2 separate regions of the Homo sapiens genome follow, and region 2 is linked to region 1. A link is an interaction called in ENCODE POLR2A ChIA-PET data of the cell type or tissue named here. Cell type or tissue: endothelial cell of umbilical vein. All regions are shown on one strand.

Region 1 (5,000 bases):
ATATATGGTCAGGAAACCATATATTTGTTTTATGATGTCCTCTGCTCAGAGCACCAGGCACCTCCTCCTAGCCACTCCAGTCATGCTCATTCTTACCCTTGTTACTCATAACTAACTTCTCCTGTCCTTTCTAAAGTATGGCTCCAGTAGCATCAGTTTCCTGCTGGAAGTTTCCATGGCTTTTCTAGGCCTGCTGATGAAGTTAAACCCTCCTGGCTGGGGCACCCTCATCCCTGTGTGTACCAATTCTATCACCTGGAACACACACACACACATATACCATCTCTGACTAGTTTGCCCTCCTCACTTCTTGCATCCATCAAGTACCACTGCTTCCAGGAAGCCCTCCAGGTCTGTGTCTGTGTCTCCCTGTCTCGCTCATCTTCCTACCTCTTAGAAGCACTTGGCATCAAGCCTGGCACAGGAGGATTTGTCTGAGGCTCACATCAGCACGAGGAGGCAGGCCAGCATCCCCACTTGGCTAAATACGAGGGATCTGGAGGCCAAAAGTCTGCCTTCAGATTCTACCTGGCCTCTTAGTTCTGCCTGCTTGAGAGATTTGATTTGTCTCTTCAAGCCTCCATTTCCCTTCTTGGAAAGTGAGGTTAGGATGAATGAGATCGTCCCAACGTAGGTGCACAAAAAGAGCTGGCTTGCAAAGTCCCAGAGGTGGGTTGGATAGGACAGATGCTGTGAGCCGAGATATTTTGTGCACCTACGTTGGCACCTTTTAAAATGTATTTCTCTAGAATCTTTTTAACTAGATAAAGATACTATTCACCTAGAACCTTTTTAACTGGTAGAGATGTATAATCAAACCAAGTTGCAAGCCACTAACCTAGCCCACTGGTGTTCAAAAGTGGATGTACCAGGAGGTGGGTGGAGGAGCAGAGGGCCAGGACATGCAGCTTGATCTTACCAGCAGCAATTGTTTATGTCTCTGCAGAAGAAAGTATTTATGTACCACCCCAGACTATATTTGGGTAAACAATAGTCATAATTATGTCACAGCAATTTGAATTATACCAAATCAATCATGCTGTGGTCTGGTTGCAAAGAATAGTTGAAAATAACTGGTCTATCTCATGCTTGAATAATTCTGGCAATGAGGAGAAAATGCTTTTCAAAGAAGTTCATTCCACCCACAGCCAGCTGTAGAGGGGGCTCAGTCATAGAACATGCATGCAGGCATGTGTTGGGTAGGTAGGGAGAGGGGCAGGAGGAGGCAAGATATAGTTCTTTTTTTTAAAATCTTTCAACTTTCATTTTAGATACAGGGGCATACATGAGTAGGTTTGCTATTTGGGTATATTGTACATGGACAGTGAGCTTAGTACCCAAAAGGTAGATTTTCAACCACCCTCCCCTCCTTCCCTCTCCCCTCTAATAGTGTGCAGTGTCTATTGTTCCCATGTTTATGTCCGTGGGTGCTAAATGTTTAGCTCCCACTTATAATTGAAAATGTGGGGTATTTGGTTTTCTTTTCCTGTGTATTGTGGTTGCTATTATCGTTAATATTATCCTAGCACTACCTCCTAATCTGTCTAGTTTTAAGGTGAAGGTTATCTGCAGAAAATCTTAATAACTTTATTGAAATCTTGATTCCTTTTCAATGTCTCCTGTTAGGAAAAAAGTATAGAATCATCTGTCAACCAATCAATCAATCATCATAGTATAAATATTATATGCTGATTATAAATTTAGCTTAACATATTGGCCACAATTTATCAACATAATAGTAGAGAAATACACTTTCTCAGTGGAGCCACCCTACAGATATTCCTCCTGGCTGAGGAGTAGAGCATTCAAAAGTCTGAAAAGTAATTTGAAAATATCTTAGAATGGTCCTTATTCCAAATATAGGGGAATAATTTATGCCAGATGGCTTTATTTTCTACAACTGCCAAGGAATACTTAAAATTTTCCAGTCTGCATGTTGTATATGTCCTCCAAGTGAAAAATCACTAAATTAAAAGGTTTTTGTTTTTGTTGTAGAGGGGCAGTTTTACAACGGAATTAATTTGTTGTTAACTTCCATCTCTGGAAATCAGAATAACATATTAAAGATGTCTCACATGTAATCATCTTATATTCAGCTGGAATTTAAAGCAACATGGCCTAGGAGGCTGCTTCAGATCCTAAAGCTTGAGCCCCATGACTGTATCAGAGTAGACACAGGTGACTTTGGGACTGCTTCCTACTAAGAATAGTACAAATGGTCATTTCTTCATGGCCACCAATGAATCTGTAAGTGCCCTGCAAGTGCAAAATGCAAGGGATGTTTTAAGTAATAACATTAGTAACTTCCTCACTAGGAGATTATGACAAATAATTAATCAGTAGCTTGCAAGGTACTCTGGCATTCCAATGTCATTAGTTTTGGCCATCACCGTGGAAGCAAATCACAATGTTGTTTCCACTGAAAATGTGACAAGATCAGACACTTAAGGGCAGTTGTTAAATCTGCAGGATAGAAAATGATCTTTTTTATTTATTTATTTAAGACCCGTCAAAGCAGTCACTTAAAATAGAAACAAGTTAAAAGACATGTCTCACTTTTAAACACATCACTGCCTACATGAGGAGATATATCCGTAAATATAATCCAACGTGCATGATTTGATGACATTTGCTTATTTCACTTTCTTTTCTGCAAGTATCTATGCTGTATCCTAGATCACAAGTCACACCCATCACAGATACTCTCTCAAATCACTCTGACTTCTAAAAATAAAAGTCAGTCTTCCTATCTTCTCCTGCTGGGTAGTTATTCATTAATAGGTTTGCTATTTGATATCTTATTCCTTTGACTATAGCTATTCAAGCTTCCCAAAGGAAAATTACCAATTAAAACTGAATTGAAAAATCTTTCCTTCTGACCACCAACCTGATTTCCTCCCATGATAAAATGAGAACATTTCACATTTAATTACATGCTTCAAGTTTGAAGCTATGGGTATACCATCCTGAAATTACGAGCCAGGATTTTAGAGCCAATATCTTGCAGAGCTTTATTTGACTCAACATTCATCTGATGGATCAATATTAATAGAGTACCACGTTTCAGGCCCTAGACTGTTGAATTGTATCAGATTTAAATCCTGCAGATCTGTGTAAAAATGGATATAATGAATCTGGTATCAATAAGAGCTGTGAGTGTGGCACAAGAAATCACAGGATCATAGATTCTCAGATGTAAAAATGGCTTTAAAAAGTATTCAAGTTGAACGTACACCTTTTCTAGATGAGGAAATAAATTTAAAAATCTTAAGTTTCCATAGTAACAAATAGTAAAGAATCTTGAGAACACAGTTTCCCTAATTCACAGTTTGCTTATATCATAGTCTGATAGGAAATGGAGAAGGATTTTCATTTTCAGTTTAGATCAATGTCCAGGAAGTTAAATAACTCGAAATACTCTAGATAATTTGTTATTTTACCTAAACTTTCCAAAGATTACATTTATAATTAGAATATTAAAAGTCGAGTTTCAGGACTTTTCAAAAACTGCAACTATTTAAATGTTGTGAAAATTTTAATAAGGGAATATCATGAGTGAGATAATTCCCATTGGCCTAAATGTAAGCATAGCCTATGTGGTCATAGGATCCCCAGCCCCATTTAAACTGTCTTCTCTTCTAACTGTATTTCAGAATATAATTTAGAATATATTATGTTAATCACAGGAAAAGCCCCTAAATCAGGAAATTACTCAAAAGACATAAGCCAGTGTCACTGCTTTGAACATCATAGACTGTTTCTAATGATTATGGACAAGTTTGCTACAAAAGAAAGAGCAATCTTGGGCAACATTAAGCAAAATGCCCACTCATGGGAGTTGTGAGTTCTACCCACATGTGTACTTTTCTTGACATGGTATTCTAAGGGAAGGGTTCCTGTAAACTAGAGGATACCAGAGCATGGTAACAAAGGTAATGATAGTGGGGTTTGGGAAACCTGGCAGATCAGGAAAGACTGAAGACATTGAGAATAAGAAAAATCCATTGCACTGGAGAAGAGGAAAATTTATGATTAAGTGGTTGTTGATTTCAAATAATCAAATGCTATGTAGTGTAAGGCGTAGGCTGCCTTGGAAAGGAGCGCAAGTGTGTGAAGTAGGGAGAGATCGCCTATGTATCATGTCCTATCATGCAATACGACGTCTTTTTAGATATTTTTTTTCATATACTGCAAGCAGTCGTACTGGTTGGTATTAGTTTTTGTATAAGCTCAAAATGGTTTCAAAATTTGATTGAGTAGCAGATCAGGGCTTTTATCCCTGTCTGTCTAATGAAAAAACCATATTCCTTTCACTTCATGATTGAGATCCCTTAAGCACAGGTTTTCTGCTACCTCTCAGAAGCAGGGAGATGTGGTTTCCTGCCAGTTGTAAGATTAGATTCAGTGACCTCTAAAATTACTTTCATCTTTACTTTCCTGTGATTCTTTGATCCTATGAAAACATAACTGCAGTACTCCAGAGATGCATATTTTTTCTACTAATAGAATACTTGACTGTTCAATAAGAAATAGTGGAGTTGGGGGCAAATTGGAAGAATACAAAGCATGCTGAAATTGTATTTGGTCTCTAAAATTGTTCATGCTCAGTCTTATCTATTTTCAACTTCAATATTGAAAATAAAAACAAAACTACATGAATATATTTAAATGTATTAATTTTTCACTATCACTTTTTATACCTTTTGTTCCAGTTCAATGTTTTTGTTTTATAAAATTCCGAGAAAATAGGAATATCCTCTCATCAGAAGAAGCCAGGTACTAAGTAATAATAATTTCAGAGGATGTCTAAACATTGCTTTGAAGAGAAATTTCGGAAGTACCTATGGCCAGAATTATAACTCAAGAACAGTTAGGAAAGTGGCCTGGTATGAAATTTTAAAAAGTGCTTTATTAAAAAAAAAAGGAAAAATGAAAGAGAGACATAATGAGTTGAGAGTATAATTGCTTCCATTAAATCATTTCAAATAACTGATTCCAGT
Region 2 (5,000 bases), 130 kb before region 1:
TTTAAAAGATTAGTTTTATTATCAAAATGGCACAAAAACTAAATTCTTCTGCAATTTCAATTCCAATACCAATTTTAAAAATTTAAGTTTATGTTTTTGTGTAGTGGAGTGAGTATCTGCCAGTTAATCTATGACACTTCATGATATTTCATGAACACTTCAATAGTCCTCTAAACAGAATCAGCCCTTTGTCCTTGGGGTTTTCCACAAGATAGGGTAGATTTTTCCCTTAAAATTGATATACACAGCCCAGAATATTGGTGGAATGTTTAATTCCTCAAGTTCTAAATATACTTTTTAGGCCATCAGCCATATAAGGTGTATATATTCCTCCTTCCCTTTGTCTTGATAAAACTGACGGACTTCAGATTATCAAGCAAAGAGATCACTTTATTATATTGTATCAGGATTATTCTTCAAATGACATTACCAAATGTATCCCATTATTAAAGAAAATGGGTGCTTTGTTTGATTTAATAAAGCAACATTTACTGAAGAGAGGTCATAGTAGACTTACAAAAAGTATGGGGTGGTATGGACTGAATTACTTCCCCCCAAAATTTATGTTTGAAACTCTAATTTTCAAAGTGACTATAATCTGAGGTAAGGCCTGTGGGTGGTAATTTAGGTTAAATGAGGTTGTAAATAGGGTCCTAATTCGAAGGAGTGGTGACTTTATGAGAAGCAGAAAGAAGGGAGAGATGTCTTTCTCCTTTAACACATGAAGAAGTCCTGTGAGCACACAGTGAGTAGGCTGCCACCTACAAACGATGAGAAGAGACCTCAGAATGAAATTTACTTTCTGGAATCTTAATCTTGGACTTCTAGCCTTCAGAACTATGAGAAATAAATGTCTGTTGTTGGACCCATCCACCCTATGGTATTTTGTTATGACCGCCCTGAGCAGTCTAAAATGTGGGTGTTCTACTCTTTTCTGCCACTGGGAAAAGGACATATCAGATTTTTGCCAATAACTTACTTCTCCCATGTGGTGGGTTGAGAGGTAGTTCCCAAAGAGATACGTCCATAGCCTATCCTCAGACTTGTAAATATTAACTTATACGGCAAAAGATTGACTATTATCTTACATGGTAACAGATGTGATTCAGTTAAGAATTTTGAGATGAGGGGATTATCTAAGATTTTTCTGGTCAGGCCTTAAATGCCATTATAAGTGTCCTTGTTAGAAAAGGCAAGGTAGATAACATCGAAGAGGAGGTGGCAGTGTGGCCAGGGAGGCAGAGACTGGAGTGATACAGCTACAAGTTAACAAACACTGACAGCCACCAGAATCTAGAAGAGGCGAAGAACTATCTTAGAGCCTCCCAAAGAGGTGTGGCTCTATAAACACTTTAATTTTGTGCTTCTGGCTTCTAAAAATGTAAAATTTCTATTTTAAGCCATTCAATTTGTGGTAATTTTTTATAGCAGCCAGAGGAAACTAGTACACCCCATTTCAGTTTGCTCATCCATTTTCAGTGGATCCACAGTCTCTCTACACATCTCATATTTCTTTATAAAACATTTAAAACTCCTAAGTTAAACCATGTGTGTGTGCATGTGTATACAAGTAAGTCTTGAGACATTTGGGAAGTCTCTGTTAACTTTGTCAACTTCATTTAAAAATCAGTTCCTCATATTCTAAGGATGTATTGTTAGATATATTCCCATTAAAAACAAGAATAAGGCAAGGATTCTGGCTTAACCCTTATCTATAACATTATTTTAAAATTCTTCTGAATTATATGAAAATACAATAAGGCTCAAAAATAAGGGATTTACCTATTAAACAAGAGGAGAAAAATAATTATGAGCAAATGACATGAGTTTCCACTTGGAAGTTAAATAGAACTTACCAGAAACTGTTAATATGTGAGTACAAAAAAGAAAGCAATTAAGAGTGGCTTAAACATAGTGACAGCTTTATGTCAGCTGTACTCAACTAAAGTTAAGATGTCATAATAAAATCTTGGTAAAAATATAAATTATTTAAAATTTAATTATTATAAGAACTATAAGGGGCTGGCTGTAGTGGCTCATGCCTGTAATCCCAGCACTTTGGGAAGCCGGGGCAGGCAGATCACTTGGGCCCAGGAGTTTGACACCAGCCTGGGAAACATTGGCAAAACCCTGCCACTACAAAAAATAGAAAAATTAGTTGGCCGTGGTAGCATGTGCCTGCAGTCCAAGTTACTTGGGAGGCTGAGGTGGGAGGATCACTTGAGCCTGAGAGGTCAAGGCTACAGTGAGCTGTGATCACACCACTGCTCTCCAGATTGGGCAACAGAGTGAGAATTTGTCTCAAAAACAAACCAAAACAAAAAAACTATAAAACACATAAAAACAAAAATTAAATTCCTATGGAATACATGTAGAAAAAGGCATGCTATATTTCTTGATGGCAAAATTATTTTTAAAGCAATAAGTATCTGCCAAATTAATAGTTTGGCTTAATGTAATTGTAATCAAATTGTACAATGTTAATTGTAATCAAATAAATCTTAGCTAGATTTATTTAGACTTTAACTCAAGATTTGTTTGAAAGAATAAATAAGCCAGAAAGGCTAAGAAAAAAAGACTAATATCATAAAGATACAATTTTTTTAAGTCAAAATTTTCTAATACTGCCAAACAAAATCAACAGATCAATGAAACAAAATAGATAGCCCTATCAGTCATAGTAATTTTATGTTAAGGGGACACATCAACAATTATTAGTGAATGGGAGGGCTATTCATCAAATGATTGGGAACATTAGATGATTATTTTGAAAACTATAAAGTTTAATTTTTAGCATATAACAAAATTCTGGATACACTGAAAAGTTAATAACAAAGATAAAATTTTAAAATACTATTTATAATTTATATGAACATTCTTCTGAGCTCTGAATTGAGGACTTCTCAAACATACAATATTTAGTTTTAAAAAATCCATAATAAAAACATTTTATATTTTACTACATAAAAATCATAATCATAAAAATCTAACATTCGTATTCATAAAAACATTGATGAACAAAATGAAAAGTCAACCTCAAGAGAATATACACTATAAACATGATGGATATAGTTTTTATCATTAATTACATAATAGAGATGTTATTTTTGTCTGTGTTAATTTCTATTTCCCGTTGCTGTCACGTCACCTAAATATTCAACCATGAATCTTGAAGTCCCGGGGGTGGAAGGGAAATGTTCTACACGGGAAGGATATGTACATCCCTTCTGGCTCAAGGCATTGTGGGGATGAGGAAGAAGATTCAAGCAGAGAAGGAAAGTAGACTTCAATTATTGATCACCATCTCCCACCCTATTCTCATATCTTTTGAGCTTACATTTTGGGAAGCTGATTTTAAAAACATCCAAGAGTTATGGAGTAGACTCTCTAGAGAGTGGCTTGCCTCACTATATACTCATAGGGGGCTAGTAATGACAATATTCTAGAAGACATATATGTGGTATCCATCATGGTACTGGAGTGATGGCTTAGAGGTGTCATTTGATGCTGAGATAGACTCTCAGGAAGTGCCCCTGGTCCCACCAGTCTCTGTATGTCAAGCAAGGGACCCAGAGGTGCCAGTGTGCCTATTGAGAGGGCAGAGTGGTGCTTGAATCTAGGTGAAGTGACCATGGCGGGCAAGGATGTAGAAACCAGTGGCAAATGGCCAGAATTGAGGACTCCAGTGAAGGGTGCCAGCATGTCAAGCTTAAATTGCTAAAGGGGACTCAATCATAGTGAGAAGTCACCCGTCCTGGGAATCAATAGCCCAGCTACTCCGCAGTGAAGACAAGAGGATCCTGAGAGGTCAGGTCAATCTGAGGACCCCAGCCTCTCCAGTGCTCTATGATCATAGGAAATGGAGATGGTAGAGAGCACAGAAAGGAAAATGGCCTGTGAGGATCAGAGGATTTGCAGGTTAAATAAGGGGCTTGCAATCTCTTCTTATACCGTAACATGAGCAAATTTCTGGCCTAACTCCAGGTGTTGCCTATCTGTATATTTCTAAAAACTGAAGCATTCTCCTGGAAAGTGAATCACTGAGGGTGTGGAGTCCGGGATAGACCCTTTAGGATTATGTTCTCACTTCTTTTCTCATCTATCCCTTCTTTTTTACATATCTCTTGTTCAAGAAGCAAAGACCTTTCCATTCTGTTTGCCGTATCTTCTTGTGCTATGGCCATAAGCCTCTTGGATTCGTTCTCTTTTCAGAGGGGAGATTCTCTCCAAAGTCTATTAAATAAACACTTTTTCTACATCCTCCAGGTATACCTCTCTAACTGGGAGCTGTGGTATGACATGGAAGTAGAAACCTCTGAGGATGAAAATTATTTGCTATTCTATCTTCTAAATATTCTCTAGTAGAAAGTCTTAAATAGCTCACGCAACTGATAAGAAAATTCAGAAAAGACTGAATAAGAAATTCACAACAGAAAAAAATAAACATATTAAATAACATTTAAGTTCACAAGTAATCAAGGATACATATTTAAAAACACAAAGCCTTATTAAATTGGCAATTAAAAGAGTTCCCAATGTTGGAGAGAGTGCTCTAAAAGAGGATTTTTTTTTTTATCATGCTGCTGGTAATGTAAATTTTGCTTTAAGCTTTCATAAAGTAATTTGGCTATATGTTTTTGTATTCTTCAGATGATCTTCTTAGATCATGTGCTTCTTATGATTAGAAAAGACAATAAATAATGGCTTTAAACAAAGCTAAGTATCTCTCCTTGGCATTCATCACTGCTGACTGTAGTAGCCTATGTGGCGTTGGTGAGACGTCCACCTGGCATATCCTATAGCGCTTATCTACATTCACCAGACATGTATATCAGTAACTGTTGGCAGGCAGCCAAAGTGACAGGGATGTTGTGCTAGGAGTTTTAAGTAGCTTTAATTTTCTGTTTCAACTGAAATTCTATGTAGACTTTTTCAAACGTATGTAATTATTCAAACATAAATCAAAGCACTAAATTAAAATACAAATAGTAAAATTATTT

What was found. Peaks named below come from ENCODE experiments on the same cell type or tissue, not always from the same donor. Only the 100,000 strongest peaks of a DNase experiment are listed, where the experiment ranks them.
Region 2: POLR2A ChIA-PET joins it to region 1 with 5 read pairs; 2 of 35 experiments call an interaction of 5 or more read pairs at or near these places.

Annotation. Positions count from the first base shown.
Region 1 is chr4:142,034,685-142,039,684 of GRCh38, forward strand. All of the region lies in intron 25 of INPP4B (inositol polyphosphate-4-phosphatase type II B), which reads right to left. Among named protein-coding and RNA genes, the nearest start is that of IL15, 400 kb to the left of the region's middle. In endothelial cell of umbilical vein, no CTCF peak of the experiment used is centred here; a DNase peak (open chromatin) is centred at 2,377; H3K27ac peaks cover 289 bases.
Region 2 is chr4:141,908,230-141,913,229 of GRCh38, forward strand. No RefSeq gene overlaps it. Among named protein-coding and RNA genes, the nearest start is that of IL15, 270 kb to the left of the region's middle. In endothelial cell of umbilical vein, no CTCF peak of the experiment used is centred here; a DNase peak (open chromatin) is centred at 4,812; H3K27ac peaks cover 31 bases.